Linked DNA regions of Homo sapiens: all the other regions are linked to region 1. The links are chromatin loops, found by intact Hi-C in ENCODE. Cell type or tissue: endothelial cell of umbilical vein. All regions are shown on one strand. Region 1 holds the start of LOC105371712 (a long non-coding RNA gene). Region 2 overlaps LINC01992 (long intergenic non-protein coding RNA 1992). Region 3 overlaps NOS2 (nitric oxide synthase 2). Region 4 has its middle 4.6 kb from the start of NOS2.

Region 1 (5,000 bases):
CTCTTGTAGGGGCGGGGGGATGTTCAGCACTGGGCTGTGACTAATGGGAATAAGGAATAGCCTGTTTACTGGTATTTAGGGTACACTGGTCCCTAGATATCTCCTCCCACCCTGTACTATGGAATTTTTTCATGGTAATCTCATTTCTTTTTCTAGAGATTATTGGCTCCATAGAAATGCAGTCTTGGTCTCACTTGGCTACTGAGCCATCCCATAAACTTCAGTGACATTGACATTGAGTTTCTCACACCCCCACCAAAAGCAGGGTTTTCTTGTTTGTTTGTTTTTGTTGTTGTTTTGAGACAGAGTCTTGCTCTGTCACCCAGGCTGGAAGTGCAGTGGCGCAATCCTGGTTCACTGCAGCCTCAATTTCCCAGTCTCAAGCAATCCTCCTACCTCAGCCTCCCCAGTACCTGGGACTACAGGCATGTGCCACCCACACATAGCTTTTTTTTTTGAGATGGAGTTTTGCTCTTGTTGCCCAAGCTGGAGTGCAATGGCACGATCTTGGCTCACCGCAACCTCTGCCTCCCGAGTTCAAGAGATTTTCCTGCCTCAGCCTCCCGAGTAGCTGGGATTAGAGGCATGCACCACCACGCCCATCTAATTTTGTATTTTTAATAAAGACTGGGTTTCTCCATGTTGGTCAGGCTGGTCTCGAACTCCTGACCTCAGGTGATCTGCCCACCTCGGCCTCCCAAAGTGCTGGGATTATAGGCGTGAGCCACCATGCCCGGCCACACCTAGCTTTTAAAAAATTTTTTGTAGAGACAAGGTCTCTCTATGTTGCTTAGGCTAGTTTCAAACTCCTGGGTTCTAGTAATCCTCCTACCTCAGCCTCCCAAAGTGCTGGCATTACAGGCATGAGCCACCATGCCTGGCCAGGAGCGGGTTTTAATAAGGAGAAGAGGCCAGAAGATGAGACACTTTCAGAAGTGGAGATGGGAGAAAGCGTTTCTTTCATGAATGGAGGGGCTCACGCCTGTTAATCATCTAGCATGTGCCAGGAGCTGTCCAAAGGCTGAGCTACATAATCCAAATCCATCTTCACAACAGTCCTAACCAGCTCCATTTCACAGATGAGGATGTGGAGGCTCAGGGGAGATGATGTCCCTTAATCAAGGTCACACAGCCAGGAGGTAGTGAATTTAGGATTCCTACCCAGAAGCCCTTGCTCTTCCTAGTGTGCCCCTTCTGGGGTTGGGGTGGGCACGAAGAATCGGCGCACATTTCACAACCTTGCCCCAGAAAGGTGGCAATATTGAACGGGTAGAGGCGACCTGACAGGCCACACAGCTGAGGCTCTGTGGCCTGAGGCAGCCAAGGCCTAAGTTCATCATCCAAGCAGTCAAGACCCACCACCCTCCAGAAGGCTTAGCAGGTCATGCCTCAGGGGCTCCAAAATGGCCAGGCAGGCTGAGAAAATCTCCAAGCTGTGCAGTGGGGCCTGCAATCCTGAAACCAGAAACCATAACCCCACCCCTTCCCCATGGCAGCAGGCCTAGGGAAGGGGAATAAGGGGTGCTGGGACCCCACAGCAGCCCTGTAAGGAAAGGAGGCACCTTGGATCTAGCCAGATGGGGAGGGGCATCTGGTCTCAGCATAACTCCCTGACAGTAGCCCCTGGGAAAAGCACAGCCCCCTCTCAACCCCAGAGCCAGTTTCTCCTTGGATCTGTATACTTGGAGCAAAACATTACCCTATTCCCCAGGCCTCCCTGCCTCTGCCACCCACACCTCTGGGCCCCTGGCAGGGACTGTGCCCTGGTCAGAACAGCTGGTAGCCCATGTGCTTCCACCCCCACCTTCTCTCTGTTCCGGACTTTCAGGTCATGACACAGGGGGAGGAAAAGAAGGCTGCGCTGGAAGTGGAACTTTAGCGGGAAAGGGGGCATGGATCCTTAGGAATATAAAGGGACTCAGGTCCTGGCCAGAGACGCTTTGCTGTGCTCCTCTGCACCTGCCCAGCACCATGGTAATGTTTGGGCCCCCTATCAGCTGTATTCTCTAGGAGCCTGGGGATGGGGGCTGACACCAAGGGCCCTCCTCAGGCTCACTAAGGGCATGAAGGGGTTAGGCCAGGGCAGCCTCGTCTGCCATTCTGATGGTCAGGACAGCTACTAAGGCTTCTTATCCCTGCTTGGGATGGTGGGGATGAGTGGAGTTCCCGGTTAAAAGAGGGTTGAGGGGCTTAGGAGCTCTGGGGGTGTGCATCATGTTTATGGGCATCGTAGTCTGTGAATCATGGTGTGTTGCAGGCACAAAATTCTCTGTGCATTGGGTGTGTGAATCATCAGGCTGGCGTTCCTGTGTGTAACTGTTAGTCATTCATTTAATATGTATTATTGAGTATCTGCTAAGTGCCAGGCACTGTTCTAGGTGCTTGTGATCCATCAATAGACAAAATAAGCAAAGAGCCCAGCTGCAATTAATGACGCCTACACTGAGGGAGGAGATGCCGCTGGGAAGGGATCGGACATAAATATAATAAATATAGAATATATAAGTTAGAAAGTGCAGGCCAGGTGTGGCAGCTCATACCTGTAATCCCAGCACTTTGGGAGGCAAGGCAGGAAGATCGCTTGAGGCCAGGAGTTTGAGACCAGCCTGGGCCACCTAGCAAGACTCCATTTCTACAAAAAATTAAAATTTAGCTGGGCATGGTTGTGTGCACCTGTAGACCTAGCTACTTGGGAGGCTGAAGCAAGAGGATGGCCTGAGCCCAGGAGTTTGAGGCTGCCGTGAGCCATGATCCCTACACTATACTGCAGCCTGGGCAACAAAGCAAGACCTTGTCTAAAAAAAAAAAAAAAGAAGAAGAAGAAAAAAGAAAGTGCAAAAATAGAGCAAGAAAAAGCAAGATGAAGGGTTGAGTTGCAATTTTTTTAAATTTATTTTTTAAATTGTTGAGACAGGGCTCTCTGTCTTTTGCCCACACTGGTCTCGAACTCATGGGCTCAAGTGATCCGCCCGCCTTGGCCTCCCAAAGTGCTGGGATTACAGGCGTCATCTACCGCACGCTGCCGGGTTGCAATTTTAAACAGGGGTGTCAGGATAAGACCCATTTAAAAGGTGGATTTTGAGCTAATGCCTCCAGGGGGCGACAGAGCCGGCCATGAGGATGTCTGGAGGAAGAGTCTTCTGGGCTGAGGACAACCTGACTGACACTTTGAGGGAAGGGCAGGGAGAAAGGAGGGCGATAAGGAATTTGCGGGAGAGAGGTCGGTGAGATTAGGGAGCTGACCAATGGTTTTATGCCGTCCTCGTGCGTACACCTTAGAGGTGTCTCCCCGTTCATTTTTACCTCGATGCTTTCTGCGTGCATCACCGGGCATGTCCAGGTGTGCACCATTCCCCTGGGCACCAGGATGTCCCTTAGGGCGTCCGTGCACTGGTGTGTGTCCCAGAAATAGCCACGTCCCTCGGCTGAGCGCCCCTGCACGCCAGGCTGCCCACGGCGCGGAACACCCGCAAGCTACCGTCAGGGATCGCGCCGACCCCAGCCGTGGGGTCACGTGACCGCCCGCGGCTCTGTCCGCCCTGCCCCCTCCAGACGCGGGCTCTGCGCTGCTCATGCGCTCTGGTCGTGGCCGGCCTCGTGTGGGTGCTGCTGCCGCCGGAGGGCGCCCTGGGCGAGGGGCTGCAGGTGCCGCAGCAGTCCAGGGCCGCCAGCTGGCTGAATTTAGGCTCGATCAAGAAGTACGTGGGGGCCGGGCGCGGTGGCTCACGCCTGTAATCCCAGCACTTTAGGAGGCCGAGGCGGGTGGATCATGAGGTCAGGAGATCGAGACCATCCTGGCTAACAAGGTGAAACCCTGTCTCTACTAAAAATACAAAAAATTAGCCGGGCGCGGTGGCGGGCGCCTGTAGTCCCAGCTACTCGGGAGGCTGAGGCAGGAGAATGGCGTGAACCCGGGAAGCGGAGCTTGCAGTGAGCCGAGATTGCGCCACTGCAGTCCGCAGTCCGGCCTGGGCGACAGAGCGAGACTCCGTCTCAAAAAAAAAAAAAAAAAAGAAGTACGTGGGGAGGCTCTTCAACAGCAGGTGATCCGGCGGAGGGCGCGAGGTTGGGAGGGAGGACGACGGAGGGTGCGGGGGGACACGGACGCCGCCGGGCACCCCCACGCGCATCGCGGCCCAAGCTGGGCTCTGGGAGCAGCCTCATGACCGCTGCAAAGACGTGTTCTCAGCACAAAGAAATCTAAAAACCACAAGAAAATTGCAAACGCCACGAACACCTCCCCACCGAAAGCCACGAAACCCCCTCCATGGACCACCACGAAACCCCAGTGGCTGAACACCTCGGAACCCCGACCACCAACCTCCTGGGGCCCCAGGTAGGACAGCCTGTACGGTCGGCACCGAACTAAGGGCCTCGGGACTGGGGGCAGCTTGGGTGGGAGCGAGAGGAAGCCCTCGGGGGTGGGCGTGCGGGGAGATACTGGCGCCCTGGGGCTTCCTTCTCCAGGCTGGGGCTTGGCCTCCAGACGCCTGGCCCTCCACCAACCCTTTTATATTGAGAGGGGCCTCAACCCTTCCTCATCCCCCTCAGCGAAAACAACAAAGACAAATCTCTGTTGATTCAGTGACTTCTGTGGGCCGGGGAGGGACCAGTCCTTCGATGGGGAGGGGGAACCCTGGAGTTCCTGCTGTGGGAGAAAAAACCTCAGCTGCTGGGTGGAAGGGTCCTCCCCTCACTCCCCCAGCAACCTTCCCCCACCTCACCCCACACACCACCACTAGCGTAGGGGAGACTCCAACGCAGAGGGAGGGCAGAGGTGAGAGAAGTGGGAACCTCAAAGGAGAGCTTCAGCTAGACACACCCCCAGTCCCACCTCACCCAAGTTTCTACCAAACAGCCCAGCTTGGGCTGTCAGAGTTGGCACAGCAACAAAAAGAGGTGCCTTTGCCCCTTACCGTGCAGAGTATAGGGGGCCGCCTTTGCCTCCTGAACTTCTAAGCTCTTCTAGGGTGAGCAGAGCGGGGGAAGGGGTGGACCTG
Region 2 (5,000 bases), 260 kb after region 1:
GGGCTCCCCTACCCAGAGCATGAAGGTATGGAAAATAAAGTTTCCATTTGAGAACGAGACTCTTTAGATTTTACACAATGGGTGAGAACAGCCACTTACAGTGAAATAAAAATCAGTCTGTGAAGATGTGACTTAAGAGTTTGAGACTCCCTCCCCGCTACCTCCAGTGCCATTCAAGGTGACCAGGGAGACATTCCCAAAAGGAGTGTAATTACAAAGTGGAAACCAAGCAATTTGCTTTCCATTCTTTTGGGAAAGGCAGGGAGAACAGAAGGCAAGTGGTTGGCCTGGTAGGATGGAAAAGGAAACCCAAAGAACTTGGTGATGCCCAAACACTGAAGAGAACACAGGGAGGCTAACCAAATAGAGACCTACCTTTCTGTGGCAATGCTGTGGAAGGATGGTGAGAGGCCCACAAGCCACTTAGACAGGGGACCCTGATTAAGATCAATAAAGCAAGTCATAGACTCTTATTCCAAGCTTCACAAGCAAGACACTTCCATAGGTCCCTGGGATGCCAAGCCTCTGGGTGGGAGATACTCCCTGAGCCATTGTACCCATCAAGTCTGCTCCCTGGCCTTCTGGGATTTATGCTCCAGTTCTTGTGCTCTTGGACACTCTAACTCCTGAGACGTGAACCATCCATATGCCAATAAATCAGGTCTGGGAGCTTCTCAGGCCATGCACAGATTCTGGACTGTGGTGAGTTGATGAAAGGAAATGCCTGTCTGGTGAGCCACCTGGCCTTCCTTAGGAACACCCCTCTGAATCTTTGGGCCCAGAGCATACCTTTTGCACAAGAGAAAGTGTCACTCCCTCCATTCTGGCAGCCAAACAAACACAGATTTTAAACACTTGGCCAAGGTCACTCAAGCAAAACCCTTTTTCCTCTGTTCCCGAAGCCCATACACGTATCTCCTCCCCAACTGTCCTTCCAGAGATTTACCTTCTGTTTCTCCCCCTTTCTCTCCACTCCTTCCTCCCGGGCCCTTCTCTATTGTCCCACAGCCTTGTGGTGGCACTCCAGCAGTTTTCCACAGGGAAATCCTCTTCTGGGCCAAGGCTGCATCGCGGGAGCCTTTGAGCTCTTGCTTCTGTCTCATTACAGGACTCCGACTACTGAAGGCCCAAGACTCTTGGCGGTCTGAATCTGGGGTCCCAGCTGCCTTGCCAGGATGGCAGATATCTCTCCACTAATGCAGGTGTCTTAGAAGGTAGGCCTTGTTGCTTCAGAAAGCAGTGGGTGTTAGAGGCTAAAATGGCAGACTGTCTCTCATGGGCCGTTCAGGTGAGCAGACTGCTCGAGAGAGGCCTTGGGTCAGTGCTCTTGTCTGAGAGGGGCCTTTGGAGACAGTGGCCTGGAGGCCTCTGACCTGGCTTGGGGAGAATGAGGGAACCAAATTCCAAGAGCAAGCTGAACATGCCTCAAGTGATGCTGTGGCTTCAGGTTTTTCCTTCATTATCCCATTTCCTCCTCACAACAACCCCTCTCCTGAGGACCTTATATCTCAGAAGAGGCAGCAAACTTGCCCAAGGCCACCCAGCTAGAAAGTGGCTGAGTAGGGGGCAGAACCCAGGTCTGTCTGATTCTCACGCTGCCCTGGCGTGGAACTCCCTGTGGTGTGGGGGTGTGATGCGTCCTCCTGGGTTGGAAGCACAGGAGCAGCATGGTGCTTCTAGACAGACCGAAGCCTATCAACCACCCTGGTGGACCATCTGTGTTAGGAAGACCAGTCTTAGGCACAAGCCTGGCCCATGGAAGACAAGCCACTTATGCTAGTGTCCTTGTCATTCCACCACAGGCACCAGAAACTACCAACAGAACTGATTATTATTACTGTTATTTTTACAAAGAGGCTGCTATCTTAGACCAGCAAGGAGAATTCGTATCCCCTTCTGCCCAGTGCAAAGTGCTGGGTGACTTGGCTTCTTTTTTTCTTTTTTTTGAGACAGGGTCTTGCTCTGTCACCCAGGCTGGAATGCAGTGGCACAATCACGGCTCACTGCAGCTTCAACCTCTCGAGTTCAAGCAATTCTCCCACCTTAGCCTTCCAGATAGCCGGAACTACAGGCGTGTACACCATGCCCAGCTAATTTTTTATTTTTTGTAGAGACTGGGGTCTCACAATGCTGCCCAGGCTGCTCTTGAACTCCTGAGCTCAAGCAATGCCCCTCGTTTCATCTTCCAAAGTGCTGGGATTACAGGCGTGAGCCATCGTACCTGGCCCTGACTTGGTTTCCAGTTCTTTCTCCAGCCAATGACTTGCCACAGAGCCTCAGTTACTTATTTTGGCCTTGGCGTCTTCGGATTTTCCTAGGTGATCAGCAGAGATGCTTTTAGAGCCACATGGCAAAGTTTTGACAGGTTTTTTTTTTTTCCATGAGACATAGTCTCACTCTGTCACCCACGGTGGAGTGCAGTGGCGTGATCTCTGCTCACTGCAATCTCTGCCTCCCGGGTTCAAGCAATTCTCCTGCCTCAGCCTCCTGAGTAGCTGGGATTACAGGTGTGTGCCACCAAGCCTGGCTAATTTTTATATTTTTAGTAGAGACAAGGTTTCACTCTGTTGGCCAGGCTGGTCTCGAACTCCTGTCCTCAAGTGATCCACCCACCTCAGGCTCCCAAAGTGCTGGGATTATAGGCATGAGTCACCATGCTTGGCCTGGCTTTTTTATTTCTACATTTTCAGAACCCAAACTGGTGCTGCCTGACACATGGTAGGCACGCAGCACAAGTTTGTGGTGTGCATGAATAAATGAACCAGTGACCATTCAGCTATGGAGGAGACTCATAGTACCTGTAGCCCTGACCCTTAGGCATTCCTTTCCTTGGTCTTAAAAGGGTCCCTTACTCTGTACCTGATGTCATCAGCCAGGACAAAGGACGCAACTTTGGCACAGATATCTTCTGCTTAAGGGAAGCCCATTGTGTGAACACTTACAGGAATGTTAAATTATGATGATAGTGGTTCTTTGAAATGCACATCTGTGAGGAAAGATAAGCAAGACCTCACCATAAAGTACTCACAGGCGTGGGCAGGGCCTGGGGAACACTGTTAAGAGTGCAAACAATAAAGAGCTGTCACAAAAGACAGAAAATGGTTTCTTACAGTCATAATTATGCTTAAAAAAAGACAAACTGACATTTTGGTACATTTCCTTCTAGATGTCCTTCTTTGCGTATTTTTTTTTTGTAGAGATCGTAACGCATACATATTTGAATCCTGCTATTTTTATTCCACGTAACATAAACTTTTGCCCACGTTGTTATAAACTCTTTAGCGACATCAGTTTAATTATTGAATAATACTCCATTTATGGATGTACCATAGTTTATGTAACCACTCCCTCATTGCTAAGCATTTAGTTTCCAATTTCTCCCCATTATAATCAAGGTACTCTGCTCAGAAGATCTTTGTGCATTAAACTTTTTCCATTTTTTTAGATTATTTCATAAAGATAGGTGATCAGGAGTCAAATGCTCGGTCTCCGGGAGTGATAGTCTTAAGATTCTTTTCTTAAAAATTTTTTTTAAATAGAAAAATTTTTATTTTTAAGATTCTTGAGAATATATTATTGTTAATTTGAGAAATGTTCTCATTGTTCTTCAGAATCCAGGCTCTGTGTTCAGACAAGTGGTGTGCAAACGCTTGTTCTGGCATTTACAGTATGGACTTGGCCACCTTGGTTGACCTTCCTAAGTCTCAGTTCCTTAGCTATCAATTGAGGATTATGACTGCACCCTCCTCATGGGACTGTTGTGAAGATGAACAAATAAGACAGCAAAGCTCAGTGCTTGGCACAGAGTGTGCTCCCCACATATTAGCTAGTACTAATTTGCTTATCTTTGGTTATCAATGAGGAAGGGCCTTTTCACTTCTGCCTATTGTCTGTTTCTGTGTGTGTATGTGTGTCTAAATTAAGATATATGGTTTTAAGGTGAAAAATGAAATCATAAGGGACTATTTATTAGGTCAATTAGCAGGCATATAGCTCTTTTTCCCCCCTTTTAGAAAGGGTGCTGCCCAGGCTGGCCTTGAATGCCTCAGCTCAAGCGATCAGCCCCCTAAGTAGCTGAGACTACAGGTGCACACCACCGTGTCTGGCAAATATAGCTCTTTCTCAGGGTTCATCTAACCTCAAAGAAGAGCAGATACTAGTGCTGTACAGTTTCTACCCAGCATTTCTCCTTTGGGCTAGTTTTGGAATCTATCATAAGACTTATCTTTCTCTTTTAATGTTTAAGACTAACTACATTCTTAAGTATGATTTTTATTGTGTGAAGAGAACCTGTGGGAATACATTGCCAATTGTGGAACAAATTCAGAGACAGAACTAGATTTGATTTCCAGAAATCTGTAGTACTGCCGACCTCTCTAAGAGCACATTTCTCAGCAAAGCAAGAACTCCCAGGGCAAGAATCCTGTCCGCTGGGGACAGCTTTAGCCCCTTAGGAGCACGGAGCAGTCCAAGCAGCCGCTGCAACTTCCCCTCCCACTGACGGCATCTATAAATCCATTTCCTGTCTTGTAATTATGTCTCATGTGGTAATTAGCCCCTTTATATAAATGAAGCCAAATTTCCTTGTGTAATGGACTGAAGCCCAAGTGTATGCGAGGAGTTGAAATGCCGCTTTGGCAGGAGGGGGGCCTCTGAGATCTCCTTGGGGGCAGGGAGGAGAGCCCTCTGTGTGAGGAGTCTACACTGTGCCAGGCGCTGTGCTGGTACTTTGCATGCACCATTCCATACCCTCCTCACACTGATCCTTCCTTCCGGGCACCTTTGCCTTTGCTTTTATTGTCCAAGGCCAGCTTCTGTGCACTCTTCAGGTAGAAAATCAAAACCATCAGTGGTACTTAGATGAACACGTGACTCTACATGCCAAAGGCTCTGCGGGGTACAAGGAAGGAAGTGCTGTAGGAACCAGCCAAGGACAGCACCCCTGAAGCCTTGTTCCTTCCTGGAATTTCACGTGGCCCACTGACCCTTCACAGCCCTGA
Region 3 (5,000 bases), 490 kb after region 1:
CCAGAGTTGTTAACAGTATTAGGAGGTGTGTGGGAGAGATCTCTAGGAACCAGGCACTAAACCAAGCCTTCTGTATGTATATGATCAGTTACATTGTGGGGTAGGCACTGTGTGCATTTTACAGGTGGCACAGAAAGTCACACTGTTAGTAAGTGGAGAGCTGAGATTCAGACCTGGATAGTCTAACTGCTGAGTCCAAGTCCTCCACCACTCCACTGTCCCACTACTCTTGGGACAATTTAATGAGATCAGATGTGAAGAGCACTCAACCCTTGGTAGGAGGCCAGTGGTTCTTAGTCTTCCCAATCATGCAGCCTGAACGCAGGGGAGATTCTGCATTGATTATTCATTCACTCACTCAGCTATTCAGTGGGTGCCTGGCACTGGGGTGGGTATGGAAATACAACAGAGATCAGCCCTGCCCTCAGGGAGCATCTAGAGGCGGCAGTGGAGAGATAGGCATAGAAATAATTAGATGATTTTCATTGTGCTGAAGCCAAGAAGGAAAGGTCAGGGTCACTGAGGGAAGCAGAGCAGGGGGTGACGCTGCCATAGAGCGGGAGGCCAACATCTCGTCCAGGTGGTCTCGGCTCCACCACTGGCCGCTGCCCCCTGCCCTGCCCTCTGTAACTGAGCATTGCCTGGGTTGGCAAAGCTGGGAGCTGCCCACACTTCCGAGCCCTCTGTCCTCAAGAAGCAAAAACACAGTTTCTAAAACCTTGGCAGAGACTCTATTTGCCCTGCTAGAGAACAGCCACCCAGACCAGGAGAGGAGAGGCAGACGTGTCCTGTGAGATCAAAGTTTAATCCCGAGGAAAACCAGGGGGACCTCTGCAGTTGGTTGGAGGCCTTCCTCAAGTGCTGGGCCATTGTAAAGGGAACACAACCCAGAGAGACCTCCTGGGTTTCTACAAGCCCAGGAGGGCCCACTGAGGAGGAAAGCAAGGTGCCAGAGCAGGCTGAAATGCGCGGAACTCATCCACCACCCAGGGTTGCTACCAGCAAGGGCCACGCTCATGAGCACGCACAGCAGTAGCCACCCTGAGGGGCCACTTCATGCTGCTGTCAGTGGAGCTCAGTGGTGAGCTGGGAGTGTTCCCGGAGAAAGTCTTTGGAAGGAGCACTGGAGTAGGAGTCAGGGAAGCTGAGCTGTCCACCTGATTCCACCACGACCTGAGTGACCTTTTTCAAGTCACTTTTCCTCTCCCCGTCTCAGTTTCTGCTTGGGCAGAAGGAGCAACTTGCAGCCTCTCTAAGTCCCTTTCAACGTTCCTCAGCTCCGCGCTTACAGAGGGTGGATCTCAGAACCAGGAGGACAAACAGCTGCTCATTGAGTCCTGAGAGTGCCTGAGTGGGGGCGTCCAAGGAGGGCCGTGGTGTGGGCGGAGCAGCTGGTACAGTTTGCGCATGGGCAGTGGGGGGACGTTGGTCACTTTGTGGTATCGTTGCAGATGGCCAGGGTCCCCTGCACCACGGCGTCTGCAGCACATGGCTCAACAGCCTGAAGCCCCAAGACCCAGTGCCCTGCTTTGTGCGGAAGTAAGCACCCCTTCCACTCTGTCCCCTGTGGGGCCGCCGACCCCTGGGAGTTCCGGGAGGAAAGGGAGGGATCTGGGGTTTAGGAGACGCTCGGAGCCCCTTGGCCCATAAAGAAGGCACTGGGGTCACACTGGTGTGGCTGCCTGTAGCAGGGACAGCGATGACAGGTGGGTCTCAAGAGTCCAGTGAGCTTGGCCCTTTTACAGAAGGACCTGGGGGAGGTGCTGGTGCCTGGACAGAAGTGAAGCAGCCTGCAGGACGTGGGAAATCAAATAGGAGCTTCTTGTCCTCTCCACCCCCTCACGACCGCCTCCCACAGGCCCAGCTCCCCAGCCATCCTGTGTGTGCGTGGGCCTGGGGTGTCTGAGGACTGGCCCCCTCTTCTCCTGTCCTCTTCAGTGCCAGCGGCTTCCACCTCCCCGAGGATCCCTCCCATCCTTGCATCCTCATCGGGCCTGGCACAGGCATCGCGCCCTTCCGCAGTTTCTGGCAGCAACGGCTCCATGACTCCCAGCACAAGGGTAAGGCTGGAGGCTTCCCAGGTGGGAGGGGCACCAGGGGGCCAGCGCCTGCCTAGGAGCAGAACTGCAGCCCCACAAACGGTTCCTGACCTCTCTCGAGGGAAGGCCTCCCAAGTTTGCTTCCCTGTGCGGGCCTCTGCGGGTTAGAATGGCTGCCTTTCCGTCTCCCGCATAGTAGCCAGGGCTCCCTCTCCTGGGAGTGGAGGTAACAGGAAAGTCCCTGCTTTTGATCTCCGATTGGCTGAGGGAATTCTGCATCCGCACTTTCAGTTCTGTGACTATGGATGAGTGATCTGAATGCGCTGGGCCTCAGTTTCCTCATCTGTAAAGTGGGGATAATGCTATTAAATAGCTAGTGGGAGTGAAGTGAGAATTCCAGTTGGGCTTGGAGCCCTGGCGCCCTCTGGTGGCCAACATGGTAACAACAGCCCGGGACTCCTGCAGGAGTGCGGGGAGGCCGCATGACCTTGGTGTTTGGGTGCCGCCGCCCAGATGAGGACCACATCTACCAGGAGGAGATGCTGGAGATGGCCCAGAAGGGGGTGCTGCATGCGGTGCACACAGCCTATTCCCGCCTGCCTGGCAAGCCCAAGGTAAATGCAGCCTCAAAGCAGGTGAAGCATTACACACACAAGCTCCACTGTGAGCCCTGGGTCCCCACAGGCCCCTCGCCTCCCCGAGCCTTCACCTCCTGAGCTCGAAAATGCTGGTAATTCACAACCATCAGAGTGATGCTGTGAAGAGCATTACACCCTCTCATACAGCAGAAGCGACAGACCTGGAGAGGTTCAGGACTAACCTAGGTCACACGCGGGTTAACCCCAGAGCCCAGCCTGCTGAAGGTCCCCAGCAGGCCCCCTGGGACACGCGACTGCCCGGGGAGAGGTGGTCCAGGCTGGCTACGCTCAAGCCTTGCAAGGCTGGAGGGCGGCCGATGCTTCCACCACGGCCATCAGAGGGGCTCTTCTGTCCCCAGGGCCGCGTTACCCCCTGAGCCTGGGGTGTCAGAATAGACTCTCGGCCTTCACACATTTGTCCCATCAGGGCACCTCTTGGGCCCAGTGCTCTGTGCCCAGTGCTGGGGCCACTGGGCATCCTGTGTGGAGCAGGAGCAGAGAGTCCCTGACTGACTCCTGGACCTTGTATCTGGGGAGCCCGGGATCCATACCCTGCAGAGACCTAATGGGTAGACTGCATTGAGAGGCTCCCTTTTCTGGGGTGTAGGCAGAGCCCTGGGCAGGGGGACTGCCTTCATTGATGCCTTTTTGAAGCATGGCAAATTCAGAGACAGTCTGGGATCCCCACTGGATGGTCAGCCCCTCGAGGGCAGGACTGTGTCCAGCATTTATCTCTCTAATCCCAGCCGAGCCCCAGGGGCATCCATGCACCTCATCCTGAGCCTGGCCCCTTGCAAGGTCCTGGCTGGAAGGGGACTCACTCCTCACCCCTTAGTGCCCCTCTCCCCGCCTCCTTGAGGCCAGCAGGCCTGCCTGCAAGCCTTGTCCTGAGCAGCTGAGGACTGAACCCACTGTTTCCTCTGGTTTCAGGTCTATGTTCAGGACATCCTGCGGCAGCAGCTGGCCAGCGAGGTGCTCCGTGTGCTCCACAAGGAGCCAGGCCACCTCTATGTTTGCGGGGATGTGCGCATGGCCCGGGACGTGGCCCACACCCTGAAGCAGCTGGTGGCTGCCAAGCTGAAATTGAATGAGGAGCAGGTCGAGGACTATTTCTTTCAGCTCAAGGTATAGTAGTGGGTGTGTGGGCTGAAGGTGCCGGCCAAGGGCACAGGCCGTTGGAGCCAGGACCAGGGGTGGCAGGTAGACCCAGGGGAATCAGGCCCAGAAAGGTTCTGGACCCCAAGAGAATCTTAGCAGTGGCTGAGATCTGAGCTGGGTGGGCTGTCAGATGGCCTTACTGCACATCCTGGACCAGTTGGCAGCTTTGAGAAGTCGGGTGAATGTGTTCCATTTTTCCATCTGTAGAATGGGGGCAGGAGAGTCTCCCTGGCCTCTCCCCAAACCCCCCTTTCAGAAAGTATCTGTGTGGCCAAAGCAAGGCTGTGAACACAGGGGAGAGCAAGGCTGCCCCCCGTCAGCCTCGTGTGAACCTCACACTTCTTATTTACACCCAGGCTGGTGTCTGCTCACCCTCATCCCCCCAGCAGGAAGGGCTTGCATTTTATTGATGAAGATAATAGTGATATTTATCAAGGGCTTACACTGGGCATACTGCTTGCCAAGGATTCTCATGTGACATTTCATTCAGTCCTGCCGAGGACTTTATGAGGGAGGCACCCCCTTTTACAGAGGGAAGGGGGCCTACGGGGACCACAGCAGTAAATGTGAGAGCCTAGAGTTCAGTCTGCCTCTCTCTGGTTCCAAAGCCTGTGATTGTCACTTCCATACTCTCCCTAAGACACATTCATACGTTCAACTGAACATTTATTGAGCACCTACTATGTGCTAGGGATAGAGCAGTAAATGAATCAGGCAAAAATTCTTTACATTCTACTGGGGCTGACAAACCCAGACAAGAAAGAGGTGTAGTGCTTCAGAGAAAAACAGCAGGAAACAGCCCAGGGAACGCTGGGGAGTGTAATTTTAAATAGGGTGGCCAGGGAAGGCAGAGCTGGAAGGTGGCATCTGAGAATAAACCTGAGATGGTGAGGAGGAGCCCTGTGGATACTGAAGGAAACACTCTGGGCTGTTCTGGAGGGGCAGCAGGTACAAAGGCCCCGGGGGTGGGAGTTAAGCTGGCGTGTTTGAAGAACAGTGAGGAGATAACAGGCATTTCCCCAAATGTGTTCAGTGGGTCGGTAGACAGTTGGCATCAAAAAGATTCCAAGGTCGAATAGCCTGGGACATGCTTAGTTAAGGCAAGGCAAACACGTTGCTTTACTACAAGACTTCTGGGAGCCTTCAGTATGCTGCTGTTCATCAG
Region 4 (5,000 bases), 450 kb after region 1:
CCCTCTCTGTGCCTCCTGTAATGAAAATGGGTGCTAGAGGCTCTTTTCCTTTGGGAAAGGTGAATTACTGGCACAGCCACACGTCTGAGATAGTATTTCAAAAAGTAAGGAGTCACTTTTTATATTATAAAACTAACATATGCACAGATAGCAAATACAGAGAAGGGTAAAGAAAAGATAACTATTGCCCATAATTCTACCACTTTTTAATATTTTAGTATTTTTTTCTCACATTTTTTCTGTCTTTATTTTACATGTTAGGGGTTATCATTTTTCTACTGATATCATGAACATTATTTCTTATCATAAAGACTCTTTTTTTTTTTTTTTAAGAGATCAGAGTCTCACTGTTGCCTAGGCTGGAGAGTGCAATGGTGCAATCATAGCTCACTGCGGTCTCTTAATTCCTCAGCTCAAGTGATCCTCCCACCTCAGTTAGTAGCTAGGTCTACAGGTGCTTGTCACGATGCCCAGCTAAATAAATCCTTTTTTTTGAAACAGGGTCTCACTTTGTTGCCCAGGCTGGGGTGCAATGGTACAATCACAGCTCACTGCAGCATCGACCTCCTGGTCTCAAGCGATCCTCCCACCCCAGCCTCTCGAGTAGCTGGGACTGCAGGTGTTCACCACCACACTTGGCTAATTTTTGTAATTTTTGTATTTTTTGTACAGACAGGGTTTTGCCATGTTGGCAAGGCTGGTCTCAAACTCCTGGGCTCAAGCAATCCTCCCATCTTAGCCTCCCAAAATGCTAGAATTTACAGGCATGAGCTACCACACCTGGCCAAAAAATTCTTAATACACTTTTTTTTTGGCCACGTAATGGTACACTATAAAGCTGGCCTGGTGTGCCTTTCTCTATGCTGATCACTTGGGTTGTTTCTGGCTCTCGTAGAGAGCGATGCTCCAGACATCTCTGTGCACACAGTGGTCAGGCTCTGCAGAAGTTGCCAGTCGTTGCTACATTCTGCCTTTCAGGGGCACTCTGGTGGGGAAGATAACTTTTCCAAGAGCATCAAAGACCAGATATGTATGAGGTGGGGAGACTCAGAAAGCCCAGATACCACAGCTGGAAAGGCCTCAGAGACCCTTAACTGAGGAAAGGGAGGCCCGGAGGGCTTATGTGGCCTAACCAAAGATGCAGCGCTTCTTAGGGAAGGATACAAGAGGGTGGGCTTAGCTGAAGCTCTTGGCATTTAGAACTTCTTGGATCAGCATCCAGCACCCTCAGAGGCTGTACCTGGGGAGGAGGTACCTCTCTTCCTCCATTTGACCCAATTCTAAACCCCCTGTAGCAGTGACGTCTGTCTTCGTCTCATTCCAGTGCACTTTGTGAATTCTAGAGGGCTTTCCCAGAACCAAGGAAGGCTGCTCTGCCCACAGCAGGCCTTGGGAATTTAACCTCCCTGGGAGCAGCCTCAATGAGTGATGCTCTGGAACTGCTGGGTCAGTAGCCCAGCCCCTGGCCCCTTGGATGGGATCATTTGAAGCCCTGTTTTCTGCACCATTTTTCAAGTTCCCTGGTGGGGCTGAGTCTGGTTGCAAATCGTGAAAGCTGCCCTATAGTACTTTTACCAGCTGCCTCCCTTTCTCTGTCTCACTTCCTCATTCCCCTCCTGATGTCCCCTGCACTTCCCAGATACACTACTTGCCCCTGAATCTTGCCCCTTGAACCATCACACCCTGGGACTACCCCAGGTGCCACTCTGTTTGTTGTTTCTCCGCCTAGAAGGACGGGCACCCAGGAAGCAAAACGGGAGGGCAGGGAAGGGAGGGTGTTCTGGGGAGGCTTGACAAGAAACGAGGCTTTTAAAAGAAACAGCAGCAAAGTGCCAGGCCTGCACCAGCCAGCTTGAGTCACACTCCAGGGACTCAGCAAAGCTTGTCCACCTTCCTGGTCCACCCTGGGCCTGTCCATCCTGGAGTGACCACCGGGCGTTTCCAGTAAAAATCCCTTCACTTCACTTCCGTCATCTCCGAGTCAGGCAAGGTGGTGGAAACCGGGGAAGACCTCAGCTTCGGAGCTGCTGGAATTTGTGTGACTCACGCCCTCCAGTGGTCACTTGACAAATGACATAGGGCTCACGGTCTGGGGACTTGAGCTTGTTAGGGCCTCAGAACCGGGAGGGTCCCAGGAATGCCTCTTCTCAATGCCTTCCTTTGACAGCTGAGTGGAGTGAAGGCCCCACAGGACACGTGACTCGCCACGGGACATGCACACACACAAATAGAGAGTAAGAGCCACGCCCCTGTGTTTCCTTCACGTCCCACCTTTATCATTTGTGTCACATCTGCATGCACCTATACTGTTATTTGCTTAAACATTTTACCTTAAACTGGCTCTCTTTAAACCTTAAATATATTTCTAAAATAAAATTTTTATCACTTTCTGTGAGGCGGGGCACACAGTAGGAACTCCGTCTCCTCCTTCCATGGCCTTGCACAGAGCTGGCACCAGACACTGACATGGAGGGGAGAACATTCAACCCCAGGTAATCCTCAGCTCCTACCTTGATCTCAGTTTCCCACTCTCTCATTGTCACCTCTCCTTGCCCCTGGGTGTACTCACCTGTAGCAAAATGGGTAAGCACACAGTGGGCGCACAAGTGGGGTCCAGTCAAGGTCTCAGACCTGGGTCAGTCCTCAGCTTTGCCACTTACAAACTGAGTGACATTGAGCTGGTCGCTCAAACTTTCTGTGTCTCGGTTTCCTTATTGGTGAATTGGGGATAGTATTATAATAGTACCTGCCACACAACGTTGTTGGAGGATTAACTGAGATAATAAATGGAAAGCCCAGGGCCTGGCTGTATTTATGGAGCAAGCACCAGAGCAAGTGCAAGCTGGGACTCCAGGGTTGTAGCCCTGCCACCACCTGACTGTGTGGTCTTGGACAAGTCATTTGGCTTTGCTTAGCCTCAATTTCCCCATCTATAAAATGGGGCTAGTGATCATTCCCACCCCATAGGACTGTTGTGTGGATTAAATGCTTGGTATGTTTAAGTGCCTTGCTCAGTAAACGTTAGCTCTGATCAATTGTTTTTGTAGAAAAGCCTTCAAAGTTGCTAACTTCCGAGGGCTAACTGGATCTGAACCATCTTCACAGCCTGGCATAGAAACAGATCAAATCAATCCAGTGGAAAATCAATTCCAGGATAATGAGCCCAAGACATTCCCGTGCTGATTGCTGTCAGCATGGTGCCTAGGACAGCCTGGGAAGGCAGGGAGGAGGGCATTTCTCCACAGCAGCCTCGGAACCTCTATCGCCACCCTCCGGGGGGCCCACCTGTCCCCCGCCTGCCCTTCAAGGTGCTCTTTGATTTCTCCCCAGCAGAATTCACCTGCTGCATCCATCATCAGAAGAGGCCAGGAATGCGGCCTGCTGGGTGGGCAGGGCCAAGAAGAAGGCAGCCGTGCAGGCCCAGGAAGCCGTAGGAGACTTGCCAACCTCCAGGAGGGGGCCAGCCCTGGACCCTGCAGACAGGCGCTCTGGGGAGGGTACCAGAAGCTCACTGTTTGTCCCGGCTTGAAGGCTGTTTGCTGTGTGACCTTGGTGAGTCTCCTAACCTCTGTGTATCATCACAATCATTATCACTATTTTTACTCTCCTCCTCTTCCTATTTGCCGGTTAAGAGAGGATTGGGATAGTGGTCATGGTTATACAACATTGTGAATATTCTAAAAACCATTGCATTTTACACTTTAAAATAGTTAATTGGTAATTTTATGTTATGTGAAATTTATTCCAATTAAAAATTAAAAATACATACATGAATTTAATGTTACAAAGGGAGAGAGAGGACCGGGAATTTAAAAGCAGGTGTTTGTGGTGGGACGGGGACCTGTCTGAGGAAGGATACTTCAGAAGGCAAGTCCTGGCATCCACTTGCTCTTTGTCAAAAGGGAAATTGTTACTCTCTGACTCCCAGCAAGGATAATAAATTCTTACTTGGCTGACTTTTTGCTCAATGGCTCAAAGCATTTTCTTGTATCTCGTTTATTTACTTTTATTTTTATCACCTTTTGTCACGAGAAAAGTCAGGCCCAGAGAGAAGTGGCTTTTCCAAGATCACATGGTAGGTCAGCAGTGAAGCTGTGCCTCGAACCTGGGACCTTTCAGGCTAAAGGAAACCAGAACATGCCACGCCCAGATATGCCGATATGGCATCCTGATTATCTCCAGCTGAAGGCATTTGAGAAAGAGCAGCTAGAGAGAGGGCTATCTGAACTGCCCTGTCCTGCCTGCAGCAAGCCATAAACATTCCTTGGAGAAAGATGCTTTCCCAGCATCAAGATGAGAAGATAACTTTTATCAGCTCAGAGATGGCACCAGAGCCATCTACAAATACAAACAAACCTTGCTATCCTACTCCTTAGCTCACTTCCACATGTTTACCTTCTCACAGCTTGCCACCCCTGGAAGCCTACAACTGCATTCGTCTTGTCACCTTTCTCTTCTTTCTTTCTTTCTCTCTTTCCTTTCCTTTCTTTTCCTTTCCTTTCCTTTCCTTTCCTTTCCTTTCCTTTCCTTTCCTTTCCTTTCCTTTCCTTTCCTCCTTTCCCTCTTTTTTTTCCTTTTTTTTCTGAGACAGGCTAGGGTGCAGTGGCGCGACCATAGCTCTCTGCAGCCTCTAACTCCCAGACTCAATTGATCCTCCCACCTGATCCTCCTGAGTAGCTAGGACTACAGTAGCTGGGCATGCCACCATACCCAGCTAATTTATTTTCAATTTTTCTGTAGAGATTGGATCTCACTATGTTGCCCAGGCTGGTCTCGAACTCCTGGCCTCAAGCAATCTGCCCACCTCAGCCTCCCAAATTGCTGGGATTCCAGGCATGAACCACCGTGCCCAGCCATCTTGTCACTTTCTAAAATGCATTGCTCTTCATGGCAGATGCTCCATAAGCCAGAGTTCTAAGCCGCAGCATTGAGTTACTTTCACTGAGGCTTCTCCTGCGTGGTGTGCATCACAGACATTAACAAACTTGCTTTTTTTTCTC

What was found. Peaks named below come from ENCODE experiments on the same cell type or tissue, not always from the same donor. Only the 100,000 strongest peaks of a DNase experiment are listed, where the experiment ranks them.
Region 2: a loop joins it to region 1, with 3 times the contacts of the local background. A loop is called at or near these places in 2 of 110 quality-filtered maps.
Region 3: it touches region 1 in a loop (20-fold over the local background); 12 of 110 quality-filtered maps call a loop at or near these places.
Region 4: a loop joins it to region 1, with 16 times the contacts of the local background. A loop is called at or near these places in 66 of 110 quality-filtered maps.

What each region holds. Positions count from the first base shown.
Region 1 is chr17:28,249,914-28,254,913 of GRCh38, reverse strand. LOC105371712 (a long non-coding RNA gene) reads left to right here and starts at 4,089. Exons shown (of 2, transcript XR_934641.2): 1 at 4,089-4,336. RefSeq lists a silencer at 3,490-3,539. In endothelial cell of umbilical vein, a CTCF peak has its summit at 3,095 (motif pointing right); DNase peaks (open chromatin) are centred at 3,123 and 3,553; H3K4me3 peaks cover 364 bases.
Region 2 is chr17:27,984,979-27,989,978 of GRCh38, reverse strand. It overlaps LINC01992 (long intergenic non-protein coding RNA 1992), which reads left to right. Exons shown (of 5, transcript NR_146896.1): 2 at 1,109-1,214. Among named protein-coding and RNA genes, the nearest start is that of LINC01992, 4.2 kb to the left of the region's middle. RefSeq lists a cis regulatory region at 2,653-3,209. In endothelial cell of umbilical vein, no CTCF peak of the experiment used is centred here; DNase peaks (open chromatin) are centred at 2,918 and 4,408; H3K27ac peaks cover 4,241 bases.
Region 3 is chr17:27,757,683-27,762,682 of GRCh38, reverse strand. NOS2 (nitric oxide synthase 2) reads left to right here. Exons shown (of 27, transcript NM_000625.4): 23 at 1,452-1,539; 24 at 1,939-2,060; 25 at 2,505-2,653; 26 at 3,608-3,802. Among named protein-coding and RNA genes, the nearest start is that of NOS2, 40 kb to the left of the region's middle. In endothelial cell of umbilical vein, a CTCF peak has its summit at 2,447 (motif pointing left); no DNase peak of the experiment used is centred here.
Region 4 is chr17:27,802,675-27,807,674 of GRCh38, reverse strand. No RefSeq gene overlaps it. Among named protein-coding and RNA genes, the nearest start is that of NOS2, 4.6 kb to the right of the region's middle. RefSeq lists enhancers at 1,342-1,361, 1,278-1,517, 1,548-1,607, 1,931-1,951, 1,143-2,190 and 1 more, cis regulatory regions at 3,649-3,788, 4,447-4,582 and promoters at 1-5,000, 1-5,000. In endothelial cell of umbilical vein, a CTCF peak has its summit at 2,061 (motif pointing left); a DNase peak (open chromatin) is centred at 2,024; H3K4me3 peaks cover 290 bases; H3K27ac peaks cover 295 bases; H3K27me3 peaks cover 274 bases.